2 separate regions of the Homo sapiens genome follow, and region 2 is linked to region 1. Evidence: chromatin loops called from intact Hi-C (ENCODE). Cell type or tissue: psoas muscle. All regions are shown on one strand.

Evidence for each region. A loop is a pair of places that touch in the nucleus more often than their neighbours do. Peaks named below come from ENCODE experiments on the same cell type or tissue, not always from the same donor. Only the 100,000 strongest peaks of a DNase experiment are listed, where the experiment ranks them.
Region 2: it touches region 1 in a loop (2.9-fold over the local background); 23 of 110 quality-filtered maps call a loop at or near these places.

Annotation. Positions count from the first base shown.
Region 1 is chr12:105,931,630-105,936,629 of GRCh38, forward strand. No RefSeq gene overlaps it. Among named protein-coding and RNA genes, the nearest start is that of NUAK1, 200 kb to the right of the region's middle. RefSeq lists an enhancer at 3,116-4,315. In psoas muscle, no CTCF peak of the experiment used is centred here; a DNase peak (open chromatin) is centred at 2,832; H3K27ac peaks cover 1,639 bases.
Region 2 is chr12:106,130,049-106,135,048 of GRCh38, forward strand. The region is part of intron 1 of NUAK1 (NUAK family kinase 1); the gene reads right to left. Among named protein-coding and RNA genes, the nearest start is that of NUAK1, 6.4 kb to the right of the region's middle. RefSeq lists enhancers at 1-616, 617-1,366, 2,388-3,230, 3,231-4,074, 4,075-4,917 and a silencer at 1,583-1,877. In psoas muscle, no CTCF peak of the experiment used is centred here; no DNase peak of the experiment used is centred here; H3K4me3 peaks cover 246 bases.

The DNA.
Region 1 (5,000 bases):
TCATAGCTGGGATGTGGTGGGGCTAGGGTTTGAATCCCAATCTAGGTAACTTTGAAGCCTGTGCTCCCTCTCTTAGGCCAAGCTGCTGCCATAATTAACTGCTCACTGGGCACTTGAGCCAATGCTAGTAGATAGTTAGAGAAATTTGGGCTGGAACTCCAGCCCCACAACCCCCAAGCTATATGAGCACGGACAATTCTTTCCTGCCTCTCAGTTTCCTCATTTGTAAGAAAGATAAAAATGGCACCTTCTTCTTCCTAGGCTTGCTATATTAAATGTGACATGTTTACATCAAATGTTTAGCAGAGTACTAGTAAAGGCTCAAGAAATATTGCCTGTCAGCACTATTTTTATCATCATCTTGAAAAACCCCTGCAAGAATCTATGAAAAGAAAGAGGGCTGGCCCTAAACAAAAGGATCCGGAGGAGGCGCTGGGGTGAGCTGGGGCCTTGCAGCTGTCGAAGCCTGTGTGTTTTTTAACTTTGGGGACTTTGCGCTAACTTCTCCACTGGCATCCCCTTCAGAGCACAGATCATCATAGGTCTCAGAAATGCCTGTTAGATTTCTCTTCCTTACTTGAAGTTCCAACAATTCGCTGAATTCATTGTCATTCCATGCTGAGGGAGTGTCCCTTGGAGCCTGGAGGCTCACCCCGTAATCCCACGCAGGTGTCAGACAATGTCTGATGGGCAGAGAACATTGTGCTCCTGTCTGGCTCCCTGCCGGTCCCACCTTAGCACCGGGAGCAGCCTGGGAGTTGGACGTGTCTGAGGCGAGATGTGGGGCCTGATTTGAGTCTGAGATGCTAATCTGCCCAACTGAAGGTTTCACATCTGTCTTGGCATACACAGACACACGAAATCTAAAGAGTCAGTTACAGCTCTGAGTAGGCGGGGTGGGGTCCCCGGGCATTGAATACAGGTAGGGCTAGATGCCTACTCTGACAAAGCAGGCATGGCAAATCCCACAGGGCTCTGGACCACTCAAGAGATTGAGTGTGGGAAAGAATGGGGCAGGAAATTGTTATATAATGCTGGGTCTTTGGAATCAGGCTCTGTTTGAATGCCAGATCTTATGCTTATTATACTTCAGTGGCTTGAAGTATATTACTCAACCTCTCTTAGAAGTGATTTTCTCATGCCAAAGTGGGAAAAATAATAGTACCTACAGTTGTTATGAGTATTAAAGGAGATTTTTAAAAATTTTTTTACTTTATGTTCTGAGATACATGTGGAGAACATGCAGGTTTGTTACAAAGGTAAACATGTGTCATGGTGGTTTGCTGCACATATCAACCCATCATCTAGGTTTAAGCCCCGCATGCCTTAGGTATTTGTCCTGATGCTCTCCCTCCCCTTGCCCCCCACCCCCTGAAAGGCCCCGGTGTGTGAAGAGATAATTTAATAAAGTTTTCAGCATAGTGTTGGGAAAATTGTTAGTGCTCAATACATACGATAATCATATTAGCATCTAATATATGTACGCTGAAAGCTACAAAAGCTCTGAACAATCAGTGAGAAACTGTTGTGTGCTCTGGGAGGGATACTGGACTGTATTTTATATTTTTATTGCTGCTTACATATTCCCTAATGGTGTTAGGACTGAGCAGAAATGGTGTTGTAATTCTTAAACATATCTAATTCTTTTTTTCTTTTATTTTTTTGAAATGGATTTTCTCTCATTGGCCAGGCTGGAGTGCAATGACTCAATCTCGGCTCACTGCAACCTCTGCCTTCTAGGTTCAAGCAATTCTCCCACCTTAGCCTCCAGAGTAGCTGGGATTACAGGTGCCCACCACCATGCCCAGATAATTTTTGTATTTTTAGTAGAGATGAGGTTTCACCATGTTGGCTAGGCTGGTATCGAACGCCTGACCTCAGGTGCTCCACCCACACAAAGTGCTGGGATTACAGGTGTGAGCCACCACATCTGGCCCTCTAATTCTTAAAGTACAAGTTTTGTCAGTGCCTGCTGTCTACTCAACACTGTTTGTTGTTCTGAATAAATAAAATTATGTGACATAATCCCTGCTTTCAAAGGGTGTTCAATGTAAAGGTAGAAACAACACAAGCAAAGATAAAAATTATATAAAAATGTAAAGAGCCTAAGATAAGTTCTATCACCAAACACTAATCTGGGCGGCATTGACCATAGTCCCTGAGATAATTCCAAAAATACAGAGTTCCAGGAGGAGTGGAAGGAATGCCTCTGCTCTGGCTAGCTCCCAGGTGTCCAGCAGGTAGCCTTTTGTACAGTGATTCAGAGGCCCAAGCTTTTCCCATCTGTTACTCCACAATTCACCTAGGGCCGCAGAGACTTCTGGATCTCTCCTGGAGGACCACACAGGGGCCTTTCATGGGCCGGCCCGGAAGTGGAACCCTTCTTTCCACTAGCACTCAATATCCAGTCACACAGCCAGTCCTAACTGCAGGGGAGGCTGAGGAATGCAGTCTAGCCAGGTATCCAGGAAGACCATGGACATCCATGAGCTCTCACAGTCTGTGCCATCCAAGGGAAGACTCAAACCACTCGTCCAAGAACAAAAGGGATTGAGACAGTTAGCTCTAAAGGCTGACCCCATATGGAGAGCTATAGGGTCCAACATCGACAGAGATACAACAGCCTTGGTCATAATTTTAGAAGTAGGTACCTGAATGGCCAGTTGTACAGATGGAAAATAGCAGTCTGAAGCAGAGAACTCCAGGCTGTGACTAAGTCATTAAGAGCACCGTAACCGGAGGCTCTTCCTTCCGCCCCACTCCAACCCCCCTGAAAAAAACAAACTGATCCTATGCAGCAAGATCTTTGCCAGTGAGTCACGGAGCGGAGGCACCAGGCTGGAGCTTGAAGGATGCTGCCAAGATGCTTTGACCGTAAAAATGTTTACAACATGGCTGGATTCAGCCCAGACAGGAAAGGGATAAAAAGAGAAAACAAAAGAAGTGTCACCCTGTGGCTGCAGCTGCACACAGACAGATCGCCCCTGGGAAATTGCTGGTCCTGAGCAAACAGCCTTGAGAAGCAGGCAAGGGAGGGAGGTTAAGAGGACTGGACCACAGACACCTTGAACTCAGAAGATCCAAAACCACCCAGTATTCCATTTCCTGGTAAACTGCACCCCCATCTAGTAAGCTACCTGACTTAGAAAGGTGGGTGTCATCACTGATTCTCCACTCAGTCACCAAGCCCCGTGGATCTGAATTAACTCTCACATCCCTTCCAATCTACCCACCCCTATATCCCTGCCTTAGCTCAGGGTCCCCCACTTCCTCACATGGGCTAACAGATCTACAACTTGACTCCAGTTTTCCCTCCTTCCATAATTCATTTAGTCCTCTAACAGATATTTACTGAGCATTCGGACACTAGGATGGTCACAGATACTAGGATATCTGCCTTCCCAATGTCCTTTATCACCTTCTTCCTTACCAACTGAATCCCAGTTTGGTCAGGAAAGTAACATGCACCATCAAAAAAATATCACCTTCACAGACTTCTTTGCAAGTAGAGGCTATCTAAGCAGATATCTCTAGAAATGGCATCTTTCCTTGAATGTAAAAAAAAAGAGGGGGTGGAGAGGCTTCCAAGGAAAAAGCCTTAGCCCTTTTCTCCTTTCAGCATGCCATGTGGACGTGACGCCTGGAGATATCGCACCCACCTTATAATCAGGAGGAAGAATGCCACGTGTGGAGGATGGTGCCACAGGAATCTGGAAGAGCTCGATCCTGGACGACTTGCTCAAGCAGCTGCACATTCCTCCTGCCACCTACTTCTGGATATTGTGTTAGGTGGGTGTCTTCATTTCCTACTGCTGCTGTAACAAATGACCACAAACTTAGTGGCTTAAAACAACATATATTTATCTCTTCCAGTTCTAGAGGTCAGAAGTGCAAAATCAGTTTCTTGGGGTTAAACCTAGGTGTTGGCAGAGCTTGTTCCTTCTGTTTCCTCTGAGGGAAGAATCCTTTTCCTTGGCTCTTTTGATTTCTAGTGGCCACATTTGTGCCTCAGCTTGTGGCCTCTCCCTTTATCTTCCAAGTACATCCCTGCAATCTCTGGTTTCACCATCATGCCTCTTCTCCTCTCTGGCTCCTGCTGCGTCCTTGTTTTAAGGACCCTTGTGAGAACATCAGGACAATCAGGATACAGCAGGGACATGAGGATAATCCAAGATAATCCTCCCATTTCAAGATCCTTAATTTAATCACATCTGAAAAGTCCCTTTTGCCATGTAAGGAATCATATTCCTAGGTTACAAAAATTAGGACAAGGACATCTTTGAGGGCCATTATACAGCCTACCACAGGAGGAAAAAACAAACTGTTTACTTGTGTCAACCAATATTTTAGGATTGCCTATGGCTCCCAACTCAGAGTTGAAGGCGACCAGAGCTGATACCACTGCCCACTGTGTCCCAGGCACTGGCACTGTGCTCAGTGCTGGAGATGTTCCAACCAGGCTGAGGACCTCTAGCACAGAGTCTGCCATCTGTGTTTGCAGCTACGTATTTGCTTTTGACTGCCTTCTGTGAACTCCACAGGGCAGGAAATGGGTAACTTACTCTTTTCTGTGGTCTCACACCAACCTAGGGCCTGACAATTGCAGTGCTCAAATAATGTTGGTTAAGCAATGAACGCAAAAGCTCAGCAATGAACACAAAAACTCAGCAATGAATGCATGACTCAGCTACCAACTCCTAAAGACAGAAGCCTGAGTTAATTCTAAGCATCACTGAATAGAAGTGTGGAAGCTATTGATTAAACACTCTGTCCCAGCAATCCCCAAAAAGAATTCCATGGAACAGATGCTGGATAAAGCAAAGGTGGAAGGTTCCCTGAAACAAATATGTTTCGAAAATCCACACATGACTACCTCTTAAAGTTTCAACTCTGAGATGTTCCATAATGAAGAAATCTGCTTAACTTCAACTCACCATTTCCCAAGCTTACTTGGTACAATATCTATTTTTACCTTGAACACACATTAATCTCCTATGGAA
Region 2 (5,000 bases), 200 kb after region 1:
CTGACTCACTGCAACCTCCGCCTCACAGGTTCAAGCGATTCTCCTGCCTCAGCCTCCCGAGTAGCTGGGATTACAGGCATGCGCCACCACGCCTGGCTAATTTTTGTACTTTTAGTAGAGACGGGGTTTCACCATGTTGGCCAGGCTGGTCTCAAACTCCCAACCTCCGGTGATCCACCCACTTCGGCCTCCCCAAGTCCTGGGACTGCAGGCGTGAACCACCGTGCCCAGCCTCGACACCTCATTTCTATACTCAGATTATTGCATTGTTCTCAGATTATTCCAGATGTCTGAATCTAATAGCCCCAACTAAATTCTAGGTATCTCAATGGCAGGACTTGTAATATCCTCCTCTGAAAGTCCCTATGGTGCTGGACACATTGTTAAGCACACATTAAATACATCTATCTGGTTTATTGCTAGATTGAAAAGAAGAGCAGGTGTGTTGAGCCCCAATGTGGGGATGTTAGGTCTTTCTTATGGGGAAGCTTCAGCCACAGAGTATTGACAAGTGGTAGCTAAGAGGAAGAAGAAAGCAAGCTACCACCAGGGCTGCCAAGCAGGGATGTGCAGATCATACATGCACAAGGCACCAGCCGATGGGCAGGTGAATGGGCCCCAGCCCGCGTCGTTCTCACAGAGCCGCTAGTAGGAGAGGGGCTGCTTCTGGCCAGGACAGAAGCCTTTTCATATGTATCCACCTGGAGGAGGCCTTTTTTTAATTTGCACAAAGGTGCCTTGTAGAGTAGCAATCGCCCTGGCTGCATCTATTGTGTACCTACTGTGTGCCAGGCACCAGGCAAAAGGCTTAGCTATGTCACCTCGGTGCTTCCTCTCAACAATCCATAAAAGAAGAACTATTGTGAGCCCTAGCAAAGAACCCAGAGGTTAAAAATTAGTCACTAGCCCAAGGTCACACAGCTCTCAAGGGGTGGGCTGGCATACAGACACAGGCAGCCTGGCCCTGGGGCTCTCTATGTTGACCATGGTTGGCAGGAGATTGTCTTCGCTTCTTTCACAAAATGAGCATGAGATTTCTGTGGAACCAGAGGTTGGAATCTTAGAGGCCTGAGAGATAGAGGCTTCCACCCCTTTCCCACTCTCCACCCTGAGCCCCCCCCTTTTTAAGTTATTACCAGCTTTATTGAGATGTAATTCACATATCATATAATTCACCCATTTAAAGTGCACAATTCAGGGGTTTTTAGTATATTCGGAGGGGTGCAACCATCATCACAATTTTAGAACATTTTCAGCACCCCCCAGAAAACTCCACACCCATTAGCAGCTACTCCCAATTTACTCCCAACCCCACCCGCAGGCCCACTCATCTACGCTGTCTCTATGGATTTGTCTCTTGTGGACATTACATACAAATGGAATCATACAATCTGTGGTCTTTTGTGTCTGGCTTCTTTCACTGAACATAATGTTTTCAAGGTTCATCCATGCTGTCACATGTATTAAGTACCTCATTCCTTTTTACTGTTGAATAACAGTCCAAAAATATTCCATAAATAAAATTATGGAATAGATCATAAGTAATATTCCACAAATGAAATGGATGTGCCAGCTTTTATTTACCCATTCATCAGTTCCTTCCACTTTGGGGCTCTTACTAATAATAATGCTCTATAGACATTTGTGTAGAAGTTTCTGTGTGGACATATGTTTGCATTTCTCCTGGGTAAACCTAGAAGTGGAAATGCCCAGCCCTGGTTTTCACATGCAGTTAAAAGTTTACCGAAGAGTTTCGCTGTAAAGCCAACATCTGGCTGCTCCTGGGCTGTTTCCAGGGAATTTTATCAATTCAGCCAGACTCCATTCACGGTGGGTCATCAGGCCCAGCCCCTCCTACTCTGAGGCCTGGGATCCTCTCATTCCTGTGCTCTACAATGTCGTCTGGGCCAGCACGATGATAAATGCATTCTGCTTTAAAGCAGATACTTCACAAATCATAACTTACAGATGCTCCAGGACTTTCATGTGGGAAAGACAAATGAGACTTCTGCTGTCTGACTCTGGAGCCACTGAGGACAAGAAGCCACGGCCAGAAACCTGACAAACCCTGGATATACGTCTCTCCCTAACAAATGCATGTGCAAACGTAACAGAAGGGGAATTCGTGCAGAAAAGGGTCTGCCTGTCTTTTCAGACATTGCTCTGTAACCTGCCATTCATTTTCAACCGTTGTCTTTCCTTCCCCACAAATCTAAAGTTCCTTGAGGTCAGGAAAGATAACGTACAACTTCGACACCTCCCAAGATATTCTCTCGCTCAATGTATTCACTTCAGTTCCATCCTACAAGCCTCTGTTGAGGACCTACTATGTGCTTGGCACCATGTGAGGCATTGACAATAAGTATCTTTGCAGGATGGATTCAAGACACACAGGACACAGCGACAGACAAGATACCTTGACTCAAACCCTTATCTCCTGCTGCTTCCCAGGAGGAAGCAAGATCAACACACACTGGCATGGTGTGGGGGCATTTTTGTCTGCAGGCAGGGAAGTGAACCAGCTTACCCCTCAAAGCCCCCTAGGGACTCCAGGGTCTGAGGCTGCTTGGGAAACAAAGGACTCTGTATGTGTCCAGGTGAAGAGCTCCCTGACCTGATTCATTACAACAAACTCCTCGAGGTCCAACAAACAGACCAACAAACAGATGGCTCACCAGAAGCAGGCACATCTCTTCTCCCTAACTTGGCTCTGATTCTTATCTTCCCAACCTCAACTCTTGCAAAAACTCCCTGCTCCAAGCCAGCACACCAAACTGACGGGCTCAACACCCCACTGTGATCAGAACCCAGCTCAGACCCCTCTAGAGGAAGAGTTAAGGTCAAGGTCTCTGCATTCACATTGCCTGGGTCCAAACCTGGCTCTGCTGCTGCCTGTGACCTTGAGCAAGCTAGTTAACCTCTCTGTGAGTCAGGTTCTTCATCTAGAAAATGGGATGATAGCAGAATTGTTATAAGGATTAAATCAGTTAACATGCACCTAGCATGTTATAAGCACTCAAGAAGTATTAGTTGCTATTATTTGCATTAGCATCAATTATTATTATTACCCCCATCTTACCTTACCAATCCTGCCCTCCCATTGTGTCCCAGCACAAACCCTGCATTCCAAGCCACCTGGAATATTCACCTTCCCCCAAACACAAGTGAATGAATGCCTTGGAATGCCCCACATTCCAATCCTCTGAAACCCAAATCAAGGGTCATTTTCAACAGCACTTGTCCTCCCATTAGCTGGAGAACACTTTCTAATCCCACAGTATACCCTGGCCCCTCCTCTAGATACCCTTCCGGAAGGGTGGGCGATCACCCCATGGCTGCTCTTCTGGCACCATTAGCAAAGAACCACACCCAAATCCAGAGGTCACCAGCTGTGCAACATTAAGGAAGGTTCTCAATTCCTCTAGCAGCATTGGGTTTCCAAACAAACTCCATCCAAACAAACAAACACCATCCAGCTGTCTGACCCTTGGCAAGTTACCTAACCTCCCTATGTGTCATTTTCCCCATCTGTAAAATGGGTCTCACTATTTTACACCTCACAGGGTTGCTGTGAAAGTTAAGTGAGGGAAAATGTCTCTAAAGCACTTAGCACAGTGGGATGCACCACAAGCTCTCAAAAATATCAGCTGGTAGTAAATAATGGTAGCAGTAGAAATATGATTCTGTCCAGGATCAAACTCACTTTCATGAGCTAAGCTTCAATGAACTGTTGTCCAACTTGAAAATCACCTGAAACAATCCTCTATGGAAGAGTTACTCATGCCTAGTAACTACTTCTGCCTTCTCTTTCACCAGGCTGGAAGCTCCCTGGGTCTTACTCATTTCTATGTCTCAGCATTTAACATGGTGAGTAGCACATGGCAGATGGCAATAAATCTTCATCGAACTGAACAGAATTAGTTTGCAAGTACATTTCACCTTTGCTACTAGATTATAAGTTCTTTAAGAGTGAGGCCCATGTCTTTCTCTAGTAAAGATTTATTAAATGAGTGATGGAAAAATACCAAACCAAGAATCGGGTTTCTAAGATCCAGCTCCGTCATTCAAGACCTGTGCAACCTCAACAAAGTCACTTAACACTTCTGCGCCTTACTGGTCCCACCTCGAAGATGACAAGTTTGAACCACATGTTTGCCATGGTCCCTTACACTCTAAAACTGTATTTGGGCCTTAGCTGCAACATGGCACTTCTGCCACCGTGCATGTGACGTCAACACACCTCCTGGCTTGGCAGGCCAGTTTGCTAATTTGCCTCCCTGATTTGCAGTTTTCCAGCAGGAGGCTATGAATAGCTTTGGGTGCTTAAAACACCCATTTTTGGTCAAAACACTTGGCTTGCTAGGTGAGGATGCCCCATCACCCAAGCTAATGCTCTAGTGGCCAGGGGCACCAGGGCAGACTGTGGGGGAGGGGCACACATTGCCCACCAGTCCTGCCACTCCCATCCCAGACTCCCCCCCAGGGACCCTGCCTCCAGCTCACACCACACCACCTACTGCTCACTAGAGATAACCTGGTACAGTGAGGAAGTTGAACTTGGCCCCTTGACATCGAGGTGATCACAGGACATAAAATTGTGTGGCTTTGGTTTTGGGATTTTTGGCAACGCTTTGTGTGGCCTGTAGGTCCAGGGAGCTTAGCTCAAAGAAAATGCATGCCGAATTATGACACAGAGGCTCACCCAGTAGGCCTGCCCAAAACTGTATCAAAACCAAAGTTGTGCAATAAACAAGGCCCAAATTCAAGACTTGAGAAATGTGTTCAGATCCTATCTGAATCTGGCTAATTATCTCATCTTCCTATGGACACACCTCCCTAATTAATTTGGTATTTATTTTATTACTCTGAAAAGTTGATTATTTCTTCTATCTCTCTCTGCATGATACAATGCATTGTCTCTCTGATGGTCTTAAAATCTAATGAAATCCTAAAATGAGATGAGAAAAAAAATCTGCTAAAAGGAGGAACTAAATTGATTA